2 separate regions of the Homo sapiens genome follow, and region 2 is linked to region 1. The links are chromatin loops, found by intact Hi-C in ENCODE. Cell type or tissue: CD4-positive, alpha-beta T cell. All regions are shown on one strand.

The links. Hi-C counts contacts between places; a loop is a spot of excess contacts. Peaks named below come from ENCODE experiments on the same cell type or tissue, not always from the same donor. Only the 100,000 strongest peaks of a DNase experiment are listed, where the experiment ranks them.
Region 2: it touches region 1 in a loop (6-fold over the local background); 46 of 110 quality-filtered maps call a loop at or near these places.

The regions. Positions count from the first base shown.
Region 1 is chr9:20,938,479-20,943,478 of GRCh38, forward strand. The region is part of intron 28 of FOCAD (focadhesin); the gene reads left to right. Among named protein-coding and RNA genes, the nearest start is that of HACD4, 91 kb to the right of the region's middle. RefSeq lists a silencer at 2,842-2,891. In CD4-positive, alpha-beta T cell, CTCF peaks have their summits at 2,787 (motif pointing left) and 2,988; a DNase peak (open chromatin) is centred at 2,783.
Region 2 is chr9:21,108,554-21,113,553 of GRCh38, forward strand. No RefSeq gene overlaps it. Among named protein-coding and RNA genes, the nearest start is that of IFNW1, 31 kb to the right of the region's middle. In CD4-positive, alpha-beta T cell, CTCF peaks have their summits at 2,567 (motif pointing left) and 2,780; a DNase peak (open chromatin) is centred at 2,578.

The DNA.
Region 1 (5,000 bases):
GACAAAAACCAAACACCACATGTTCTCACTCATAGGTGGGAATTGAACAATGAGAACACATGGACACAGGAAGCGGAACATCACACACGGGGGCCTGTTGTGGGGTGGGGGGAGTGGGGAGGGATAGCATTAGGGGATATACCTAATGTTAAATGACAAGTTAATGGGTACAGCACACCAATATGGCACCTGTATACATATGTAGCTAACCTGCACATTGTGCACATGTACCCTAAAACTTATAATAAAGAAAAGAAAAGAAAGATTGTAGATATATTAAAAAAAGATTATCTTACCAATTTTTAAGAATTCATTATATATTATGTACATGAACTTTAGTCTACCATATTTATTACAAATATTTTTCTCAGTCATTTTGCTGATTTACTTTTTAAAAAGAATATAAATGTATTATTACCACTGAACTGTACCCTTAAAAATGATAAAGATGGTACTTTTATATGTATATTTTACCTTAATAAAAATTAAATTAAAAATTGAAAAAAAAATACAGAAAAAAAATTAGCAGGGCGTGGTTGCAGGCGCCTGTAGTCCCAGCTACTCAGGAGGCTGAGGCAGTAGTATGGTGTGAACCCGGGAGGCGGAGCTTGCAGTGAGCCGAGATCGTGCCACTGCACTCCAGCCTGGGCGACAGAGCGAGACTCTCTTCTCAAAAAAAAAAAAAAAAAGAGTGTGGTTTGAATATGAGTAAAGAAAGAGTTTGATGGCATGGTTGAAGTATCTTGAAAATAGAAAATGATTAATGAGAAAAATAGGGAAATTTAGCTGTTATTTGAATCCAATGAAGAGTTGAGATTTTGAACCTAATCCATGCATTTATATTGCCTTTTACAACCTAGGAATAAGATATTTTCATGTCTCTTTCCATCCCTCCTGCCTCCTCTTACCACCCAAAGATGTTCATTGTAGCTTAGCTCAAGATGTTATAAAGTTGGGAAAAAATGTGAGATTAAGATGCCGCCAACTTTAGCCAGTGGCACAGTCAGGAGTGACTTTCAGGCATTGTCTCCATCAGTTTTCAGGAAGGTTGTTTAAATGCGGGGAGTACCATGGGGATGAATTACCCACCATACAGATACTGAGGTGTTTAAAAATTTCGTATGTCCAAGCATATTTAACTTTAAAATTTATTTTTGTTACTAATAAGTTTCTTATTTCTTCATTCTTACCTTCTTTGTTGATTCTTACCTTCTTTTATTTTATTTTTTTTTGTTTTTATTTTTTATTTTTTAAATTTATTTTATTTTTTTTCTTTCTTTTTTTTAAATTATACTTTAAGTTCTAGGGTACATGTGCACAACGCGCAGGTTTGTTGCATATGTATACATGTGCCATGTTGGTGTGCTGCACCCATTAACTCGTCATTTACATTAGGCGTATCTCCTAATGCTATCCCTCCCCCCTCCCTCCACCCCACGACAGGCCCCAGTGTGTGATGTTCCCCACCCTGTGTCCAAGTGTTCTCATTGTTCAGTTCCCACCTATGAGTGAGAACATGCGTCCAAGTGTTCTCATTGTTCAATTCCCACCTATGACTGAGAACATGCTGCGTTTGGTTTTCTATCCTTTTTAATGAACAACTATATTGAGAGAGAGACGGGTAGGCCTGGACTTCCTGTCCAGTTAGTGGACACTTGCCTGTCTGTTAGAGCCCAATTAAAAGCTCAGGCCCTTCAAGAAGTCCTTCTTCCATCCTCTCCAAACTTTTAGTTCTACGGTTAATGAAGTTTAGTGCTTCATCATTACTAATGCTCTCTAGGTGTCAGTCCTTGTGCAGTTCTCCCTTTTTTTTTTTTTTTTTTGAGATAGGATATCACTCTGTTGCTCAGGCTGGAGTGCAGTGATACCACAATCATGGCTTACTGCAAGTTCGACCTCCTGGGCTCAAGCAATCCTCCTGCCTCAGCCTCAAGTAGCTGGTACTACAGGCATATGCAACCATGCTTGACTAATTTTTTTATTTTTTGTAGAGACAGGGTCTTACTGTGTTGCCTAGGCCGGTGTTGAACTCCTGGCCTCGAGTAATCCTCCCAACCCTGGCCTCCCAAAGTAATGGGATTACAGATGTGAGCCACTGCACCCAGCATAGTTCTCTTTTTGGCTTCAGGTTCAACTGATACTTACTGAGCAGCTGCATACTGAGCTAGGCATTTTCACATCTGTTTCTCATGGAGTTACATCCATGTCACAACCTAAACATGATACTGAAGTAGGAATCATCATCACTTTGGTTTACAGATAAAGAATGTGAGTCTCAGATAGGAGGCTTGTTTCAGGGTCATATGCTTAATAAGTGGCAGAGCCAAGAGAGAAACCTGGGACATCTGACTTCAAAGCCATTTTTCTTTCTTACATAACACAGTATGGATAACACATTTCAATAGAAGGAAAGCAGTTTGATGCTGGACAGTATACTGTGTATTTATTTTTTTTCTGACATGCAAGTGTCACCCACACTTTTTTTTTTAATATTTTAATTCTTCCTTCTGCTTTTTAACTAGACCCAGACCTGAAAGCCTGACTCATGATTTAAAGTATTCCCTTATCTAATGAGATTTCAGGAGTCTAGGGCAAGCCTCCCTCAAGTGAAACAGTGGAAGTCTTACTAGAAGGTAGTTAGTAGATGCGGGAGTGTACTCCCTCAAATGATAGAATTCACCCAGAGCAAATTCACCATGCTTCCCGATTTAATGGACATCTCCCTGCTGAAAGAACCCGCACACCTGGCCAGGCTGGTGTTCGTGAGCCTATCACTAAGATTTTACTGCCATCTAGTGGTAGCTCATTGTGCCATTGTGATCCTCACAGCCGTAACTGTAGTCATGCAGTCATCAATGACCCAAGCTTTGGTTAATTACTACTGAGCTTTTAGAAATGCGATAACATTTGTATAGCGCTTTGTAAAGGGCAAAGCGCTATATAAATGTTAACTGTTATTAGAACTAATTATTAGATGGCCTAGTACTTAATCTGCAGGATTGCCTACAGTAAACTAGGGAATTGAAGATTCATCTCTGATTAATTTTAAAAAATATATATCTGAGTTGATGCAGCAACACAAATATCAGAATTGCTTAGCTTTTAAGTTTCAGGATTTCTTTTGCTGGTGATATTTTAATATACTCTGATAATAGATTCAAATAAGTAATGACATAATAGTGTATGGAATTTAAAAACTCAAATTATCTTTATCATTTGTTAGCACTCTTATAGAACATTTATGTTAGCAACTCCAAAGTTCAGTTTCATACCCAATATTATAATTTGTTTTTATTTCCTCTGTTGGAGACACCAACACTTAACTCCTTTTTGCTTTCAGTGGACAGAAAGTTATAAAAGCTACCTCTGCCCAAGCTATTCTTGGTTCAAAGCTGGCAGACATATCAAAGAGAAGCTAGAATGAGGTAAATATGTGGAATTGCTGAACTAAGCACCTGGGGGAACATTTTAAGACTTAGAACAAGAATAAACACATTAAAATATAGAAGATTTAGAAATCAGAGGGAAATCAGGAATAAAGTTTTAGGACTACATTATTGGTGCATACTGGAAAATTGAGATGAATGAGAGGGGACCTATTCAGAGGGGCAATAGATGTATATGCCATAGCATGTATATACATACACTGTTATATATTCATATGTTACACCAGTCACTTAACTGCCGCTGTAGCAATGAATAGAATCGCTAGTGAATTATAACGTTGCTCAGGTTATAGTAATAATTGCTATGATAAATTTTAGGTAAATGTGAACTAGAAACAGATGTGTTTTTCAAAGCCTTAATACATCTATCTCCTGAGATGATGAAAGAGGGGCTTCAATCTAGGGGATAGAGATATTTATGTGCCCAGGATAGCCTGAAAAGCAAGACTTACATACTTCCTTGTTTATTCAGAAAGTTAAACCCTATTGGAATGAGCTTTGAGAGGAATTTGTTTTCCAGATGAGCCCAATATTCCTCTTTCTGAAATTAGTCTGGCAAGAAACAGAAACTGAATTTTCTTGGTTGAATCTTGCATGATACGTTCAGTGAATTTTACTACTTATAAAATTTGCCTACTACTAAACATAAGAATCAAGCCTTGCTTTTTTCTTCTTCCTCTGTAGATCTTCTCTCTACTCTAGACTCTTAAAATTCTTCATTTGGTTAGTTCTTCAGCTTTCAATAAATACTGGTTGAGTGCCTGTATACGCCAAGCAGTATACTAGGTGCAGCAGATACTGTGGTAGGGAAAAAAACAGAAAAGGTATACCCACCCTTATGGAGCTTTCAGGCCAGGGAAGAGATAATAATCAACCAATACCCCAAATAATTTTCATCAGAGTTTATAATTAAAATTGTATGAAGTAAATTAGCACAGGGTGCTGTGGGAGAGTATTAAAGAGGCTCTCTGCTGGGCGAGAGATGATGTCTCTGAGGAAGTAACATTTGAAATCTTAAGCATAAGTAGCAGTTAAATAGTCAAAGAGAGAACAACAGTCAAATGTGTCTAAGTATTAATCAAATTTTGTCTAATTATATCTTTGGTCTAATTCTGTCAAATTGTTATATGCATCAATATACAAAGATAGCCAAAAAACTTCCCTGTAGATTCTAAATAATAGCAAAGGCTTTACATTCATATTAATCAAGAGTAGCCTTTCCTCTTCCGTAAATGTGATTAGTCTCAAAAGCATGTTCTATTGAGATCTTAGATGTTGATTTAACTGGTTGAAAATGCATTGAGCTTGTTAAGTTTACGAAGCTGTAACAGCAGTTCTGCCTGACTAATGATGGATTATTACTGTAGTAGCTTCTTTACGAAGGATTTTTGAATGGCTGATCGTTATGCAACAGAAACTAGAAAAACACACTTGAGATACGGTGCCTTCTCATACGTATTCCATCATGGCACCATGAAGGGCACTGAGAGGGGCTTTGGGTTTGGCAGATGGGGCAGAAGGCTAGGAATAAAAAAAATCCCCTTGTATTGGCCG
Region 2 (5,000 bases), 170 kb after region 1:
TATAGGCCATTGAATCGTTCGATAATATAGATTGAAATTTAAATACACATTTGTAACATCCGCAAAACTCAGTGAACCAATATTTCCTAAATAACGAATTCATATATTATAAAATTTAGCATGGGCAAAAGAGATCCATTCAGTGTATGGCTTATTCATAAACTTCTATGTAACATAATTTGAAAACTCATTTTTTTTTGGTTTAAATTCCACATTACAACTAATCCTTATGGAACTACCACTTATCCAACTCTGAAATGTTACATGATGCATTATAGCATCAAGTCTTCCTTCCATTTCTAAGATACACTTCTTAATAATGATTAATTAATTTATTAATGTGATTTTAAATGTTGTCACAGTGGAAAATATATGGAACTGGGGAAGATAAGTTAGCTTTGAATCATAGTTCTGCTATATAATAGATATTCTTGTACAGAGTAGGTGCTCAATAAATGAGAGTCATTATTACTTACTGGCAGGCTGTGGAGAATAAGACATTGTTTAAGAGCTTGATAGGATTGGTGAGGATTTAAAGTGCTTCCTGTAAAGTGCTTAGCACAGTCCTTGTTGCAGTGTGAACATTCAATAAACATTAGCTTTTATTATTTATATTAGTGGATTTTGAACATCTTTTCATTGACTTTAAGGAGTGAGGCTAACCTCTTTTTAATTCCTATGTTTGATGAATGTTTACCTCTGTATGTAGCTTTGCTTCAATATATTTTAAGAATAGTGCTTTAATTCCATTACTAACTAAACTACTTATTTTACTTTTTCTTCCTGACTTAACTGAATGTGTCAGTATGATTTTAAATATCTAAATGTTCGCTTTAAAAATCATTTTAAAAAGAATAATTCCAGGCATTGTGATCTAATTATACAACTTAGAGTGTTTTTTCTCTGGAGGAATTTGATAGTTTTCTGTAATCTAATACAGGGTAATTTTTGTGAATGATTTATAAATATATGAAAAATATATTTTTTATTCTAAGTTGTAACTTAGTGCCCCAGAATCTTAGCCAATAATGTATCTTTTTCAATTATATTTGAAATTATTCTTGTTATTTTTCTATGCTATATTTTAAATCACAATGCTAAAAATGTCAATATTAAAATGACATTTTTGTTTGTTTCTCTATATTTGCTAACTTTTTTCTGTATATTGTATATTAAATTTCAGTTCTATGTCTTTTATAATTTGGTTATAAATCCTATTTGTTTCCTATGTATATTGATACTCTTTCTCAAATGTTCATTGAATTCCCACAAGTATCAATATTTATATTAATCAATATCTCATTGATATTAATATTGCCACCTCTATTTTTCCTTTGTTGTATTGCTTTTCTCTTTCTTGCCCATCTTCTTCTTTTACTGTTTTAGTATTTTTAATTTTAGGCTTTTCTCATATGTAGAGTAATAACGGGGTTTGGTTTTAAGCCAATCAAGACTTTTTTCTTTTAATAGGGAACTCTAAGCAGCTTATATTTATTATCTTAACTATTATGTGTTTGGTTCTTCACTTTATTGCTTTATGCTTTACTTCTTGCATTACTTTTATATGTTTTTAACATTTATACTTCCTTCAATTATTTAATTATTATTAATTTCAGACAATATATTTTTAAAAGAAATTTAAATTTTCTCTTATTTTTGAACTAAAAATTGCATAGTACTTTAAAATAACATTTTAAAAGTATTTCAGAACTTTTAACTGATTTTATTATTTACTGCCAGCTCTTACTGATACTGTTGCTTTTGGTCAACATAGTATGTATAAGAGATAGGAGATAAGTAGATCCGTATGCATGTGAATTTATGTTCATAAATAAATATATGGGAAGTTCCACGAAGTTGATGAAGAGAAATTCATTCCTGATTTTAGGAAATAAAAGCATATTAATTTAAATGCTCTTAGAAGGAATGCATTTGGATGCAATAAGCTAGATTAGCGTCACATATTCCAAATATATTCCTGCATGTTTCAGGAGTCATGTAATCAATAGAACAGTGATCAACTTAAACAATTTTCATTTTAAGAAGAAACATGCTATCAATATAAAGTGATGAGTTTGATATTCTTGTCTAGCCTGCAAACTGGCTCTGAAGACAGTTCTCATCCTGGAATTGAAAACTTTTTAAAATAGTGGTAATACTGTTGCCATCATTGATTGTTATAGCTTCTGAAGTGTTTTTCAAGACATATTTGAAACTGTAGCAAGGTACATTTATAATGAAATAAACAACTGAAACTTTTACCTGAGCACCATGTAGACTCTTCCTTTACTATGTCTCTACCCCAACCTTTTACCAAGAAGGCAGATGAATTCTCTTGGGTCTGAGTGTAGCACATAAGCACCAGGGGTTCCCTCATTACACCATGCTTTCCATCTATTTCTGTAGGTTTTTAATGGCCTTTCTTTGGTGATCCTGATCCAATGTTGGACAGGATCAAACTAAAACAATGGAAGAATAAAGATTTTAGGGAACTCTTTTTCTGTGCTCTAGACCCTCAGCTTTGGAGTGTTGCTTTGACTAGTGCTGTCACTCTTAACCAGGTATGTACGCTTGATGTTATACTGCCATCTACTGGCTATACGTCAAATACTGGCTTAGAGACGACATACTGATAACTTTACCATGGTCATTAGCTGGGAATAATTCAGGAAATTAGAATGTAAAGAAAGGACAGTTTGATGTGCTGCCTAAGTAAAAACAAAGAAACAAATGCATAAATGAAGCCCACACAAAACCTCTAATTCATAATAGTGATCCCAGAAATGTGAAATTTGTTTTTCGATCACTGTATTCTTTTTTACTCCCAAGATAATCTTGTTATTTCCCATTTTTGTTAAGTAATTTAAAAAAGAAAAGGGAACATACATTCACACAGGACACTAATCAGAACAACAAGGCTATATTTTTGTTTGTGTTGTGTTTTCAATGAAACAAAAAATTGAACCTCAGGGTTGTTAAACCCTGACATTATGTTCAAATTAATGTTCCAGGAGGGCCCAATTTTGTTTCTAGGGGTTCGTTTTCTCAGATGCTTTTAAAAATGGGTAGAAAGTGGTGCCATGAGAAACAATGGCAGAGTAAAAATCTCTAAAAAATTTGCCCCTTCATAAAAGTAAAGAAAAAATGAGCAAAATTTGTCAGAATAAATCTTTTTACAATATTATGAGTTATCCCAAGGCATGCAACAACCCAGGAGCATTTATTTGAGGAAAACAGCTGTAAGTGTAAGTATAGCCAGATTTGTGGCATATTAACTTGAATTAATCCCATCACCCATTATCAAGTTCAGTGGTAGCCTTAAAAAGCAATGGGCTTCCTTCCTGGTACCACTGGGAATAGAAAAAATCTGGAGTGCCTTCATAGCTTCATTCCTAAAGATTGTCATTATTTGACTTCGAAATACCCTAGTAGAAAGACTTATCTTTATTTAAGCTGTCTGGGAGCTCACTCAAAGCTAAAAGACTCTCCCTGAGGAGTGTTGACTAAAGACATTTACAGGCCAGTGTTTTGATATAGTTGCTACCTGAGGTGATTAATTACGGTTGTAGTAAATAATGACCAACTGAAAATCTTAAAAGGAAAAACAGAGATGAGATGTCTATAAGGGCTTTGACAAATTCTAGCATACTTTTGGGAATCTAGAAGGGCATTGTACATGTGTAAGTTTGTGCACATGTTCAGGAAAGACCCAGTCTTTCACTTCTGGCTGACTTTTATCATAAGCAGAAACTGAAGGCCAAGGCAGGGTTGAAAACTGCCTGGCTAAGTATTAAACATGCACTTCAACATGCACACAGAGCTTCTTGGCTAAAACTGAGAGATTTATTTGTTCCAGATACTTAAGGAAATCTCTGTTCAGTCATTAGCTGGCCACTAAGCTAACTGATTAGAGACTTCAGTGGGCACATGTGCTAACGAATACAGACTTTACAGAATTAGTGCAGAAAAGACAGCAAGTAAACAAATAACAACCCACAACAAGCAGCAACAACAACCTCTTGGGGGATGGGGAACTAATTTATACAGTTGCTGCAGTTTATTATTAAAATGTCCACTTTTCAACAAAAAAATATAAGAATGCAAAGAAACTATGTCTTATACACAGGTGGAAAAGTCATGAATAGAAACTTCCCCCAAAAGCCCAGATATTAAATTTATTAGACAAAAACTTAAACCAGCTGTATTAAATAAGTTCAAACACCTAAAGGAAGCCATTTCTAATTAATTAGAGGAATACAGGAGAACAACATCAGATCAAAGAATACCAATAAAGAGAAAGAAATTATACAGAGGAACTGAATAGAAATTTGCTAGCTAAAACGTACAAAAATTGAAAAAGAAAACTTCACTTGAAGGGTCTAACAGAAGATTTGAGTAGACAGAAGACTCAATGAGCTTGAAGACAGATCAATTGAAATTATGCAGCTGAGGACCACAGAGCAAAAAAATGAATGAAGGAAAATATATAGAGTTTAGAGGACTTGTGGAACACCATCAAGCATACTAACATATATATATAATGAGAACTACAGGAGGAAAAGAGAGAGAAAAGGGGCAGCAAAAATATTTGAAGAAGTGTGGCCCCAAATTTAGCAAGTTTGGTGAAAGATATGAGTCTACACATCAAAAAACCTCAACACACTTCAAGTAGAATAAAGACAAATAGATCACACACAGGATAATCAAATGATTGAAAGCCAAAAACATAGAGAAAATCTTGAAAGCCGGAGGAGAGAAGTGACTCTCACATACAAAGGATCCTCAATAACATTAACAGCAGGTTTCCTATTAGAAAACACAGAGGCCAGAGGGTAGTGGGATGGCATATATAAAATTCTGAAAGGAAAAATAACCGAAGAATTCTATGTCTAGCAAAACTATTCTTCAAAAATATAAGAGAGATAAAAACATTTCCAGATAAACAAAAGCTGACTGAGTCCATCATTAGTAGATCTGTCCTACAAGAAATGCTAACGAGC